Linked DNA regions of Homo sapiens: region 1 is linked to region 2. The links are chromatin contacts, found by Hi-C or POLR2A ChIA-PET in ENCODE. All regions are on one chromosome and are shown on one strand. The core of a region is the stretch at or near the end of the contact, and the rest is flanking DNA. Distances in the headings are between cores, read along the strand shown. Region 1 overlaps LOC105372651 (a long non-coding RNA gene). Region 2 overlaps PTGIS (prostaglandin I2 synthase).

Evidence for each region. A loop is a pair of places that touch in the nucleus more often than their neighbours do. ChIA-PET counts read pairs that join two places held with the same protein, here RNA polymerase II (POLR2A). Pooled maps may share reads with other maps.
Region 1: a map of tibial artery shows a loop between it and region 2 (13-fold over the local background). The contact joins two enhancer-like sites. A Hi-C loop is called at or near these places in 134 of 168 maps with a recorded cell type or tissue (A673, B cell, CD14-positive monocyte and 77 more), 37 of 37 single-sample maps with no recorded cell type and 50 of 50 pooled maps. POLR2A ChIA-PET finds 5 or more read pairs at or near these places in 25 of 52 experiments (A549, A673, AG04450 and 17 more).

The regions. Positions count from the first base shown.
Region 1 is chr20:49,602,967-49,606,136 of GRCh38, reverse strand. It overlaps LOC105372651 (a long non-coding RNA gene), which reads right to left. Exons shown (of 4, transcript XR_001754713.2): 4 at 2,499-2,875. Among named protein-coding and RNA genes, the nearest start is that of PTGIS, 36 kb to the right of the region's middle. Within about 2 kb of position 1,481, at least 7 of the 41 ENCODE cell types and tissues checked have a DNase peak (open chromatin) inside an H3K27ac peak, as active enhancers do; they include ascending aorta, tibial artery and uterus, where a contact is called at or near this core.
Region 2 is chr20:49,540,178-49,543,339 of GRCh38, reverse strand. All of the region lies in intron 4 of PTGIS (prostaglandin I2 synthase), which reads left to right. Among named protein-coding and RNA genes, the nearest start is that of PTGIS, 26 kb to the left of the region's middle. RefSeq lists a silencer at 758-1,034 and an enhancer at 1,490-1,539. Within about 2 kb of position 1,424, at least 3 of the 41 ENCODE cell types and tissues checked have a DNase peak (open chromatin) inside an H3K27ac peak, as active enhancers do; they include ascending aorta, tibial artery and uterus, where a contact is called at or near this core.

The DNA.
Region 1 (3,170 bases), core at 232-2,731, 63 kb before region 2:
CCTCGAGTGTGGCAGCAGCTGGGCAGGCCACTCAACCCCAGGTCGGATCCTTCTCAGCTCGCCTGGGGCTGTCCCAGGCCCTGCAACAAAGTCCTTGTCCGAATGTACTGGGTGGGTGGGGGTATCCTGGCAGCAGAGCCCTGACTATGCCCTCTCACCCTCTGCTCCTCGCTGACAGAGTTCCCTCAAGGCAGGGTATACAGCTGGCACTCAGCCAGGCCTCCAGAGCCTGGGCTGCAAAGATTCAGTGTTTGGTGGCTGGTTTTATATATTTATTTGAGACGGAGTTTTGCTCTGTTGCCCAGGCTGGAGTGCAGTGGCACGATCTTGGCTCGCCACAACCTCCGCCTGCCGGGTTCAAGCGATTCTCCTGCCTCAGTGCCCGGCCCCTATTTTTTTTTTTTAATAGAAAAATGTTCCTTGCACCACCAACTCTTTCCTGGGCAGGGTTGGGAAACCATTTCCAGATGGGAAATAATTTTAGGGAAGAGAAACAGCTAAAATTACAGGCCATTCTGCTGCCAGCTCTCGCTGGGATGAGCCAGCCATGGCCCTAGAACTTTCCCAAAGTGGGGTGGGTGGGTCTGGGTGGGGAGAGAAGCCAGGATGGACTGTTGAGATGGGATGTCCCTCGGGCTGTCCATGTTCAGGCCTCGTGAGCATCTCCGAACAGCCTTGGCGGCTGCTTCTGGGGGCTGCTCGCTGATATCAAACACTCACCCATCCCCCTTCAATTCTCACCACGACCCGTGAGGGCAGAAGCTTGGAAACATCCCTGGTGTAGCCTCAGGATCCAGCTGCCGTTTTACAGAAAATCCCAAGGACAGAACGTGTTGAACCATGACACGGTGCTGTCATCAGCCTAACCCAGACCCAGGGATCTCTGCAGGTTAAATGGCCCAGGTACTGCGCAGGTAAATTGTAAGGAAAAGAAAGGGATGGAGGAGGAATAGAAACTAAAAGAGACATCAAGTTTTTAAAAAGTGGGCAAGATTAAGTATAGTGTCTGGGGCTGCTCACATGGTTGGTAAAACAAGAAAGAAACACAAGTGATATCCATAACACTTAGGGTAGCAGTGACTTTTGGGAGGGGCAGGGCTTTGAGAGGACAGGGTTCTGCAGGGGTTTCCAGGGGTGGCAGGCAAAGTTACATTTCTTGACCTAGAGGTGGTCACGAGGGTGTTCAGTTGCCTTATAATAAATCATTAAGTCACATGCTTATGCTGTGTGGTTTTTGTATCTGTATCTGTTCTATTTTTCAAAAAAAAAAAAATCCCAAGTTTAAAAAACAACAATAACAACAAAATATCCCCCATGCAGATGAAGAACGGGGGGCTTGGAGGATTGAAGTGATTCTTCCATGCGGAGTGAGTGGGGAGCTGGAATCTGAACCAGCTTATAAGCCACAGCCTGTTTATTCATTCAACAAATATTTGCCAAGCCCCAGGGCTGTGCCAGGGACTGGGCTAGCAGCGAGTGAGAGAGACATCCTGTCCTCATGGAGCCCAGAGGCTCAGTAGTCAGCCAGGTTAGAGAACCGTGACACCCTCCTGCCAGGGTGCCTGCCAGGTATCTTGGAGGAACTGCATCTTGGGGATAGATGGCTGAGCTCACAGGATTTAAGTGAAATCTCCAGGGGCTAAAAGCAGATATGAGTTGGAAATTGCAGCCTGACCCGATGCCTGAGGTAGGGTTTGCCTACCATGGGTGGGATCAAAGGGACTTTTAAAAAGACTTCTAATTTTGATGGCCAGGTGCAGTGGCTCACGTCTGTAATACCAGCACTTTGGGAGGCCGAGGCGGGTGGACCACTTGAGGTCAGGAGTTCAAGACCAGCCTGGCCAACATGGTGAAACCCCATCTCTACCAAAAATACAAAAATTAGCTGGGCATGGTGGCGGGTGCCTATAATCCCAGCTACTCGGGAGGCTGAGGCAGGAGAATCGCTTGAACCCGGGAGGCGGAGGTTGCAGTAAGCCGAGATCACGCCACTGCACTCCAGCCTGGGCGACAGAGTGAGACTCTGTCCCCACCCCCCAAAAAAGAAAAGAGAATCCAACTTGTACATCTGAACTTGAGCTCAGACATGTAAATTATCCCCTTGTTAGCCACAGGTTCGACCTCACTTTCTTCTTTTTTTTTTTTAGACAGGGTCTCGCTCTGTTACCCAGGCTGTAGTGCAGTGGTGCAATCACAGCTCACTGCAGCTTTGATCCCCCAGGCTCGAGTGATCTTCCCACCTCAGCTTCCCAAGTGGCTGGGACCACAGGTGGGTGCCACCACACCTGGCTAAGTTTTAAATATTTTTTGTAGAGTTGAGGTTTCGCTGTGTTGCCCAGGCTGGTCTCGAACTCTGGGGCTGAAGTGATCCTTCCACCTTGGCCTCCCAAAAGGTTGGAATTATAGAAGTGAGCCATTGCATCCAGCCGTCACTTGCTTTAAATTAAAATTTTTAATCAAACAAGGAAAAGTGAACCCAGGTTGGCAGGCTGAGCCCATCCCTAGCTCCAGGGATGAGCACTTGGCCAAGGCCTGACCGATTAGAGTTCAGCATCTGGTGGCCACAGCAATTGGTAACAGACGGGAAGTGAACCAAGCCAGGCATATGGGCATCTTCCCAGGAACTCTTCTAGGTGTGCAGGGAAAGAGACTATATTTGTTCGCTAGAACTGCCATAGCAAAAGACCACAGACCGGGTGGCTTAAGCAACACAGTTATTATCTCACAGTGCTGGAGGCTGGAAGTCCAAGCTCGAGATGCCGGCTGTCAGGGTTGATTTCCGTCAAGGCCTCTCTCTTTGGCCTGCAGATGGCGACCCTCTTGCTGCCTCTGCACACGGTCATCCCTCTGTGCATGTGCGCTCCTGAGGTCTGTTCTTCTTATAAGGACACCGGGCAGACTGGATTAGGGCCCACCCTAACAACCATTTAAACGTAACCACCTCTTTAAAGACCCCATCTCTAAATGCAGTCATATTTTCAGGTCTTGGGGGTTGGGACTTCAACATATGAATTTTGAGGGACCACAATTTAGCCCATAACAGAGGCCTTCTCTTTCCACTGAAGTTGCTATTCAGGATGAAAGCAGGCCTTGAAATATTTCCATGACAACAGGATGCCCAGAGGTGGGCTGGCACAGGGTGCTCCCTGGATGACCCCTTGCAGGAAGGA
Region 2 (3,162 bases), core at 175-2,674:
AGAGGGAGGCAGGAGGACCTAGCAGGAGGCTGCCAGGTGTCACCAAGGTGAGAGAATGGTGGTGGCCCAGGGAGGTGGTGAGAATTTGGGTAGCTTTTGGAGATAGAGTTCACTGGCTCTGCCGGAAGATTTGACTGGGGCAGCGGTGGGGATGGGGGAGCGTGGGCGTGAGTGAGAGGGATAGAGTGGTGTTAAGGACAGCTCCCTGATTTTAGTGATGCCCTTAACCAACCAGAATTTAATTTAATTTAAATTTAATTTAAAAAAGGACATTTCAACCCCTCCAAGAAATTAGAGCAACATAGTTCTAGGATAAAGGGCAGTCATTCGTTGACACATATGGGCATGTGGGTATATTTATGATATGTGTGTGCATATGTGTAGACTCGGCGTGTCTCAGCTCTTTTAATGCTCACAATCGCTCTAGGAGGCTAGGACTTTACATATTCCATTTGACAGATGAGAAAACTGAGACCTGGAGAGCCTGAGTCATTTGCCCAGAGGCCTGTGTTGGGGTCAGGACAGGGCTGGTCCCAGAGTCTGCACTCTCAGCCACAGCTCTCAGCACACGAACAGTCCCCATTCTTTTTGTTTTGCCCTGGGGTGGTGCAAACAGTGTCAAGGGCTGTAATTGGTGTGGGTGATGCTGGTCTGGTCCACCCTGCATTGTATGATGGGGACTGAGGTCCAGAGAGGGCCAGCTGAAACCACCCAGCAAGTTCACAGTAGTGATCCTCCCAGGTCTCCTGGCTCCTGGGTCCCTGTGCAGACAAAGAAGTCAGAGAGAGATAGGCTGGGGAGAGGCAGGCTCAGGGGCAGCTGGGTCTGGCTAGGCTCCATGGTACAGCGGCAGGCACAGGGGAATCAGCTCAGGGGGAATCAGACGTAAATCCATACCTGTAACCCGGTAACTGTGTCTTCAGGGCCTGAGGCCTGGGCTGGAGCTCCTGCCCCCTGGCTTGGCAGCTGTAGGCCTTTCCACTGCCATCAATCAGCAGCCCCTGAAATACAAAGAGAATGGGCCAGTTGGATGGGAGGGACACAGAGGTGAAAGGGGTGCCGGTTCAGGCAGCCCGAACTGTGAGGTGCCACCTCTTACACCCACCAGCCTGGCCTGTGTTGGCCCTGGCCTCACTGAGTCACACCCAAAGTTCTCCTCTGTCCTCACCTTGTAGCCCTGGCCTCCCCTCCTCCCACCTACCTCTCTGCTGCCCCTTGAGCAGGTCAGGCACGCTCTCTCTTTGTGGCCTTTGCTATTTCTGTTCCCTTGCCTGGGAATGCTGTTCCCCACAGGTCTGCGTGGCTCCCACCCCACTTCGTTTAAGCCTTATCGCGAGCGCCACCTGCTCAGAGAGGTCTTTCTTGAGTCCCATTTTCGTGATGGCTCCCTCCTGTGACCCAGCTTGGTTCAGCTTTATTTTTCTTTGTGGCTCTAGCGCCGCCTGTGGGTCGTGTGTGTATTTACATATGGGATTATCCTGTCTTCAGCCGTGCTCTTTTGATATGGAGCTGCCGGCTTCGCTTCCACAGAGCAAAACCTTGTGGTCCTCTGGGTTTACTTTTTCTTTTTGTTTTCTTTTCCTTCATTTTATTTTATTTTATTTTAAAGACAAAGTTTCGCTCTTTCGCCCAGGCTGGAGTGCAATAATGGCGCGATCTCTGCTCGCTGCAACCTCCGCCTCCCAGATTCAAGCGATTCTCTCGCCTCAGCCTCCTGAGTAGCTGGGACTACAGGTGCCGCCACCATGCCCAGCTAATTTTTGTATTTTTAGTAGAGAGGGGGTTTCACCATGTTGGCCAAGCTGGTCTCGAACTCCTGACCTCAGGTGATATAACCACCTCGGCATCCCAAAGTGCTAGGATTACAGGCGTGAGCCACCTCTCCCGGCCGGTTTACTTTTTTGGTTTATTTTTCATTGCCTGTTTTGGTAGAAATATATGTACCGGGAAATGGTTCTCTGAGTTAGCAAAAAACAACAGTGCAAGTGTGATGATAAATGATGACCAGTGTCAACTGCAGTGTCACCGAGACCACAGGGCCTTGGGAGTACCGCAGTGGCCTGGCAAGCACGTGTCTGTCTAAAAGGGGCGGCTGCAACTCTGCTCCTGCTAGGTTTCCAGGTGGGACCGCAGGTCAGCCAGATTCCTTTTTCAAGATGAGATGAGCAGGAAATCCGGATTTTGTGTGAGTTTCCCCAAATGTTTGAAGGAAGCTTTAGTTTGTTTTTAGGAACTCCCTTGATAAAACACATTTGTGGACTGAATCCAGTGTGTGGGCTGCACCTTTACAACTTCTGCCACCACTGTGCAGGTGAGGGACAGAGCAGGGACCACGCAGGCCTCTCTCGGCCCCCACCTACCCTCATTCCTGCTTCCATTCTCTCTTCATCTGGGAAAACCCCTCTCCTGAGAGATCCTGGTCTCTGGTCTTTGTCTGCACAGGGATCCAGGAGCTCAAGGGGAGGGTGAGAGGGTGAGGCCCCGGGGCTTTGGTTGCGTCTCTTTGTTGTGACTCTCTGCTGAGGCAGAGATGACAAAATGAAAGCCTGCAGTTTCCCTCCCAGGACTGAGGTCAGCCCGCTGGGCTGGGGCTGGACTCCTGGGGCATTTAAAGGGGGCTGGAGGTGAAGGCGCGTCCTCTGAGCGTGGTCCTGTGTGTGTGCGTGTGCGTGTGCGTAAGTGTGCCTCAGTGAGAGCACATGAGAGCTCATGCTAGCTCCCATGTCTTACCCTTTTTCACACTTGACCAGGCCCTGACCTCCTTCTCGGGCCTCCCAGAGCCCCTCAGATCAAGCACAACCTTCTCACTGCTGCAAATGCCTGCCTTGCGTGGCCAGCCCTGACAGCCCAGGCCCTCCCATCCTCTGCCTCACACCCCGGCTCCAGTGCCTGCACCAGCCACAGCTGGCACCTCTCCCACCAGGCACGGTTGCACTCTCAGCTCTGGGCCTTTGCACAGGCTGTGCCTGTTGCCTGAACACGTTCCTCTTCTGCTTCCCCCGATCATCCTGCAGATCTCAGCTCAGACCCTCCCTTCTCTAGGAAGTCTTCCCTGAATCCCTCCCTGGGAGCAGGCATCTCCTCCCCTTCTCTGTGCCCCCATCTCAGCACCGTCCCCTCGAGCTCTCTGCTGCAGCCTCATCAGCCTCCTTGCTGCTCCCC